Linked DNA regions of Homo sapiens: region 1 is linked to region 2. A link is a contact called in ENCODE Hi-C or POLR2A ChIA-PET data. All regions are on one chromosome and are shown on one strand. Each heading gives the region's core, a stretch centred on a gene start or an enhancer-like site at or near the end of the contact. The rest is flanking DNA. Distances are from core to core; before and after follow the strand shown.

Region 1 (3,482 bases), core at 193-2,692, 390 kb after region 2:
TGGGAAGTGTCCTTTTGTATCTGGCTTTTTTCACTTAGAGTTATTTTTCAAGTTTTAACCATGTTGTAGCATGAATCAGTACTTCATTCATTTTTATGGTAAAATAATACTTCATTGTGTGGATACACACTTAATCCTTCAGTTCATGGGTATGTACGCAGATTTTAGCTTTTGGCTGTTAGGAATTCTGCCGCTTTGAACATTTGTGCGCAAGTCTTTGTGTGGATGTGTTTTCCTTTTCTCTGGGGTGTACACCTAGGAGTTGGAGTGGCTGGGTTGGTAGTTCAGTGCAACTTGGCGAAACTTCCACAGCAGCTGCACACTTAGCCTTCCCACCGGCCGTGTGTGAGGATTCCGTGTCTCTGCATCCTGGTCAGCACTTGTTACTGTGTGTTTTTTGACGTCCTCCATTATAGTGGACATGAGGTGGTACCTCATTATGGTTTTGACTTGCATTTCCCAAGTGGCTAAGGTTGAGAAACTTCTCTGCTGCCTTCTGCTTTTTGTTCCTTTGTTGGTCCTTTAATGCTTTCTTTTAGGCACATGAATTTGTTTTAAGTGTATCACTTTATTTCCACTATTGGCTTCTTATTCTGTGTGTGTGTGTGTGGGGGGGTGGGTGTTTAGCAGTCGTAGGGCAAACAATATATATCCTTAAATTTTATCCAGAGCTATTCAGAATTTTTATTGTACCTCTTCATGCCTTATACATGATACTTGAGACTTCTCACTTCATCTGTACAGTATTTAGGTTCCATTAAAAAAATAGCCTTTATCATTTTAAAGATACATTTGGGGTTTATTCACTTTCTTGGTTACCCAACATAAACATTCATAAACACATGTAAAAATCTGTATTATGTACATGTTTCTCTAGGCAAAGATGTTTTGCAGATTCTGCCTTAACCATATTTTCCTTTAATTTGAAATAACCATGATTTTAACTTATCTTGGCTGTCATGTTGATTTTAGTATGTGGGATATAGTAGCTATTCTACAGCCCTAGAGAAGAAGAACTGTTATTTTAATTATTTTGGCCTGGTCTTTTTATAAGCTTCGAGAATAAATGCTTTATCAAGTATTCATACAGAATCTTTTACTTGTTGCTTTACTACTAGAACCAGAATATTTATCTCAATTCAGTACTTATGTTAAACGTGGCCTGTGTGTACATGTATTTCATTTGCTTCACAAATTGTTGTAGCAAATGGGAGAATGCAATTTGATTTTTCATCTTATCTCCATTCTGGGAAGCCTGGTGCCAAACCTTTATTGCTCCCCTGTAGAGAGACCATGGCTGCCCTTTCATGTCCCTAACACATGCCTCAAAGAACTTAAGAGTCTTCTTCTTGTGATCTCCCCAAACAGGGTGCAGATATTAACAATGTGTTGTCCTACACAGTGAAGAATTCTGCCAGTTCCAGCCGGCAGAGGCTTGTGCTGGAACACTTGAATCAGGTCGTGCCGTCCTTGGTCTCAGCAGTAGAAGCATGTTCTGTCTGGAGCAAGCTGAGAAATTCTCTGCTGGGCCTCTAAGAAATGGCTAACTTTAAGAGTTTGGAAAGGTTGTTGACTCATTCTTATTTTCACTCTTTCTTGCTCTTTCACTCATAGAGGGAAAAAAAGAGGTAATTAAGAGCCAGTCTCTTACTGCTGTTTTGTAGGATGGAAAATGAATGCGAAAATGGGTCATTTAAGAGTATTTGGAACTTTTCCTAGACAAGAAATAAAATAGACCTTGTTGTTCTGAGAAATTCCGTTTGGTTTGATCTTTGCATTACTATTTTTAAATGAAATGTTTTATTATAGTTCAAGATAATTTCAGAATGATGAGAATTACTAAGTCATTAAGAGGGAATTGCAAGGAGATGAATGGATGAGTAAGTGAATGAATGTTCCAGGTAATCTAAACTTGAGAAGCTTAAAAATATGTACACATTAGTTTTTAGCAGCACAGTGCCACTGTTCTTTTTCCTTTATTTTATTTTACTTTATATTTTATTTTATTTTATTTTTGAGACAGAGTCTGGCTCTGTCGCCCAGGCTGGAGTGCAGTGGTGCAATCTCAGCTCACTGCAACCTCCTCCTCCTGAGTTCAAGTGATTCTCCTGCCTCAGCCTCCCGAGTGGCTGGGATTACAGGCACGTACCACCATGCCTGGCTAATTTCTGTATTTTTAGTAGAGACAGGCTTTCTCTGTGTTGGCCAGGCTGGTCTCAAACTCCTGTCCTCAAGTGATCTGCCCATCTCGGCCTCCCAAAGTGCTGGGATTACCGGCGTGAGCTACTGCGCCCGGCCTCTTTTTCCTTTAAATAGTAAAACCTGAAAGTACATGCAAAATTGTGTGCTCATTTTTCTGGGGGAGAAAGTATGTAGTCTTTATCAAATTATTAAGTGTTTTCTGTCCTATAGAAGATGAAGAACCAGTAAGTCAAAAGAATTAGCCTGATTTTTAGCTTCCTGAAGCCTTTTTATTTCAAATCACCCTTAGCCAGTGCCTTTGCCCTCAAGAGATTTTTCCCCATTCACTCTCTGATGTTTAAAAGGAGATGTAGATTTCTAGGAGAAGGTTGATCTACATACAAGGAAATGGAATTGTCTTGGATTGTAGGCCCTCAGGTGTCTCCTAGTTAAGGTGGCATGGAGATAGATGCCTTAAGAAAGCTTTTAGCAAAAGTGATGTAATTTAAACTGAGTAGGACAATAGGCCTGTTGGGAAGGAATCTGAAACATGGAATTGTTTGAGACAAGTAAGGGCTTCCAGACAGACTGTTGTCTAAAGGAGCAGCACTGCGGATGCACACGCAGTGTTTGTGGGCTGGTATGCCTGTACTTTCTCAACCTCACATTGGAATAAGAAAGGTCTCGCTCCCTGGCCCAGCATCTTCTGCACATCCTCCAGTGAAGCTGCTATTCTGGTGAAATGATACAGATTTCACTGATTCCATGTTTTATTTTATTGCAGGAAAAAACAGACTTTAGTGTTTGTGGAACTTGGTGTACATTAGAAATTCTCGAAAGCATGCGGTAGATAAAGAGATTTATTGCCAAAGGATGATTGTCTTCTACACACTTCTGGCTACTAAAAAAGCAGTTTTTAAAAAAACACTTTTTCATTTTCTTTCTTTCTTTCTTTCTTTTTGGAGACGGCGTTTCTTCTTGCCCAGGCTGGAGCGCAATGGCGCGATCTTGGCTCACCACAACCTCTGCCTCCCGGGTTCAAGCGATTCTCCTGCTTCAGCCTTCCAGAGTAGCTGGGATTACAGGCATATGCCACCACAACCGGCTAATTTTGTATTTACTTTAGTAGAGACGGGGTTTCTCCATGTCGGCCTCCCAAAGTGCTGGGATTACAGGCGTGAGCCACCATGCCTGGCCAAACTTTTTCATTTTCAAATTCACCGTTACGACACTGTCTGCATTTTAATGTGAGTTTGAACTACTCTTTGCCCGGCTCCTCACTCTGGAAGGGTTGGTAGCAA
Region 2 (3,775 bases), core at 390-2,889:
GAGGCGGAGCTTGCAGTGAGCTGAGATCGCGCCACTGCACTCCAGCCTGGGCGACAGAGCAAGACTCCATCTCAAAAAAAAAAAAAAAAAAGCACCATTCCCTTTGCCATCCCCTGGACTCACTCCTCATCCTATTCCCCAAAAAGTGAGAAGGGCAGGCTGTGTAGATGGCATTCCTGAGAATGAGCCAGTGGAGAGCATCTGGCCCTGGCATGTGAATTCAAGCCTTTTCCCAGCTGTAATAACCACCCTCTTTTTTCCACAGGGGCTAAACTGCACGGTCAAGAATAGTAAGTCATCTTTTTCTGTTCTTCTTCTTGTTGCCTTCTTAATCAAGTGAGAGCCTGCTGCCAACTTCTGACAGAAGTCTTGCCATGCCACTCCAGGTTCAGGCTGTGAGCTACAGCCATCCGCAGGAGGGTTCCCGGAGAATTGTGGATGCGTGCACCTGCGCTTCCTGTCGAGAACATTCATTATGCAAAAGTCAGGAAAGGAGAAACAGAACTGTCATTTGGATTGTGAAAGTATTCTCTGGGGAGCTGCCCTACTGTATCTATAATATAATTTGATTTGCCACAGCTTGTCACTGTAAAGTGAGAGACATCTGTGCTGTTGATTTTGTTTTGTTTTAATTCAAAGAGGCACATATTCAAGTGTCTGAGCCAATTAGAGACCCCTGACATATAACAATAAAGCAGCTCTTACTACAACTGCATCCCTCCTGTGCCCTTATTCCCAATCACAACTTCTTCTCAAAATCAACTTGTGTACTTTGTCTTCTCTCCTAAAATTCCCTTTAGACTTGAGAGGTTTGCAGTGACCCCAGTAAACATTAGAGAAGAGGGAGCAGGGCAGTAAAGCTGAGGACGCGGCCAAGGGCCACAGGCTGGAAGGCCGCGGGCCCCTGAGCTGTTTGCTGTCTAGCTGTCTGTACCTGCTGCTGGGGCATCTCAGGGTCTCGGCTATAAGTCTCTGAATGTTGCTTTTCCCTGGCTGCCAGGTACCTGCCTGGATGACAGCTGGATTCACCCTCGAAACCTGACCCCCTCCTCCCCAAAGGACCTGCAGATCCAGCTGCACTTTGCCCACACCCAACAAGGAGACCTGTTCCCCGTGGCTCACATCGAATGGACACTGCAGACAGACGGTGAGTGGGCATGCCAGCAGGGCCCTGGGGGATTCTCCCTGCCTCCAAGTGGCTCTCCCAGTCAGGCTCAGGATTGGGCTCCCAGTCCTGTGCTCAGACATGGGGGTTCAAATTTAGTGCTATAAGGATCCGTCATTTCATGCAGTCAAATACTTGTTCAGCATTTTAGATATTAACCCACAGTGATACCTTCTCATCACACCATTCTTCATGAAAGGACTTCCTTCAACCTAATATTTTTAGCACCCTGAGGGGAAAAAAAAGCAAGCAGTTAATTTTGTGACTACAGTACCAAAAATGAAGTGGAAAATGGTAACACATTTGTCAACCTGTTCCCTGAATTTAGGGGCCAGCACTTTTAAAACGTCCCCCAAGCCTATTCAGGAATGGAGAGTTTATGTTACAGAATTGGGACGATTGGGGCTTATGAGCACTAGCCCCAGATTTGTGAACGGGGCATGGGGGAAGTTCTTTTTGGAAGTCCCCGCCCTCAGTGCTCCTGCTGACAGCCACAACCTCGTGAGGATGGTGGGGATGGCTGTGTTTGACACCCATGCCAGATTGTCAAAGCCCTCACCACAAGTTTGCAAAGCCTTTACTTCTAGCCCAGTGTAAAGTGTCATTTTTCCTTGCCCAGCTGGGAAATAACTGTCTGCAAGGCGGTAGGCTGAGGCCAGAGAGTGAACTGAAAGGAACAGGATGTGGAGAGTTGGGTAAGACGGCAGATTTTCTTTTAGGAGTGAACAACCGCAACAGATAGGGAAGTGACACACCCAGCACTTGTCTTGGCTGATCTGCATCTGTTTGTCTTCTCTTCTCCCTCTCCTGCAGCCAGCATCCTGTACCTCGAGGGTGCAGAGTTATCTGTCCTGCAGCTGAACACCAATGAACGTTTGTGCGTCAGGTTTGAGTTTCTGTCCAAACTGAGGCATCACCACAGGCGGGTAAGAACACAGCTCCTGAGTGGATTATGTTCCACTGATGACACCAGTACAGACTTCTTGTCCCCAAATTCAGACCCTGATTTAGAGTGGGGGAGACCCAGAGGTGCTGAGGGAGTCTGTGGAATTCAGAATGGCAGCCTGAGATGGGCAGAAGTCAAAAGAGAAGTGGTGTGGCCGCCGTGAGCAATAGTGAGGGACAGAGCGTATTTTTGAAAGCGTCCCTCACCTGCTCACCCCTGGTTTTTCTTCCCACTTTACCTAGCTATTCGTTCGGAAAGGAAGTTGAATTGGAAGGCAGCTTCCACAGCCCTACCTCCTGCCATCTTTGTGTAACTTTGTGTAACATCTTTTATGTGTAACTTGGATTCAGCTGGGGCCTACCTTCAGGAAGAAAAAACCGCCCAGACCAAAGAACTGCTGTAGGTGGGCAAATGAGCACTACAACAGCTTAGTCTCATTTTGCTGCTCACAGCTAAATGGTGAAATGTTGATTCTTGTTTAAGTTTGTTTAAAGCAGTGGGTCTCAAAGTGTGGTCCGTAGACCAGCAGCCTCAGCCTCACCTGGGAACGTGGTAGAGATGTTTGGCCCCACCCCAGACTTCCCAGGCCAGAAACTCTTAGGGTGGGGTCCAGCAACTGGTGCTTAACCCTTAAGTCATCACGATGCGAGCCTTAGTTTGAAGACTACTGGTTTAAATCTGCAAATGGTCACTTGAAAACAAGTTAGATCTCCCACAAACTCAAGCAGCAAAGGCAGAACCCCTCTCCGATGTTAAATTAGGACCCCCAAACTTGACTGCTATGCGAATGGTGAGAACCAGGTTCCTCCGTCCACTTAGAAGCAAAGGACCCCGGCCCCTCCACCAGGGTAACTAGAATGGGGGTTGGAGTCGATGTCTGTAATCTCTAACACCCAGAAAATAACTTAGCACAAATTCAAATATCATTGCAACTGAGGTGCCTGCTGGCCCAGGGTGAGTGGGGGTCTCTAGCTTGTCCTTTGCACCTTTTTACTCCATAATGGTCTCAAGAGGTTCCTGGCTTTTCCGTTTGAGGAGGAAGAATCATTTGACAAATAGTTTTTACCTGCCTGGCGTGTGCCAGATCTCCATAGCCCCAAGTCCCCTGGCTCCGCCCTCTCATACCCATTGTCCTAGAATTTGAGAGGGCAGGTGGGAGGGGTGGGACTACTTCCACTTTCCCCAAATTCTTTTGCCTTATTCACTGTCTACTGATGAGGCCAGATCCAGGTTTAAAAAAAAAAAAAAAAAAAACAGGCAGAAAGGACCAGAGGAAACAAAAAACAAAGATACTGATTTCCCTGACCTTGGATTTTGCTGTGGTTGTTGCTTTGTTCTTATTTTTGGCTGAATATTCGGGAGTGGGTGGGAACGGGGGTCTTTGGGCATAGATGGGTGACAGAGGTGTGTGTAATCCATCCACCTTCCCTTCCTCCCTTCTCTTCAGTGGCGTTTTACCTTCAGCCACTTTGTGGTTGACCCTGACCAGGAATATGAGGTGACCGTTCACCACCTGCCCAAGCCCATCCCTGATGGGGACCCAAACCACCAGTCCAAGAATTTCCTTGTGCCTGGTAAGAGCATCCTCCCAAGACATTCCCTCCCCAATGGCCTCTGTGAGAAGGAAGCACCAGGTGGCACAGATGCCAGCCCCCCTGCTCAGC

What was found. Hi-C counts contacts between places; a loop is a spot of excess contacts on that map. ChIA-PET counts read pairs that join two places held with the same protein, here RNA polymerase II (POLR2A). Pooled maps may share reads with other maps.
Region 1: a map of ovary shows a loop between it and region 2 (3-fold over the local background). The contact joins two enhancer-like sites. A Hi-C loop is called at or near these places in 11 of 168 maps with a recorded cell type or tissue (HCT116, Right ventricle myocardium superior, adrenal gland and 7 more), 2 of 37 single-sample maps with no recorded cell type and 10 of 50 pooled maps. POLR2A ChIA-PET finds 5 or more read pairs at or near these places in 2 of 52 experiments (CD4-positive, alpha-beta T cell and OCI-LY7).

The regions. Positions count from the first base shown.
Region 1 is chr22:17,490,974-17,494,455 of GRCh38, forward strand. All of the region lies in intron 2 of CECR2 (CECR2 histone acetyl-lysine reader), which reads left to right. Among named protein-coding and RNA genes, the nearest start is that of SLC25A18, 71 kb to the right of the region's middle. RefSeq lists an enhancer at 3,317-3,482. Within about 2 kb of position 1,443, at least 4 of the 41 ENCODE cell types and tissues checked have a DNase peak (open chromatin) inside an H3K27ac peak, as active enhancers do.
Region 2 is chr22:17,096,797-17,100,571 of GRCh38, forward strand. IL17RA (interleukin 17 receptor A) reads left to right here. Exons shown (of 13, transcript NM_014339.7): 2 at 266-290; 3 at 1,001-1,147; 4 at 1,979-2,091; 5 at 3,559-3,685. Among named protein-coding and RNA genes, the nearest start is that of IL17RA, 14 kb to the left of the region's middle. Within about 2 kb of position 1,640, at least 7 of the 41 ENCODE cell types and tissues checked have a DNase peak (open chromatin) inside an H3K27ac peak, as active enhancers do.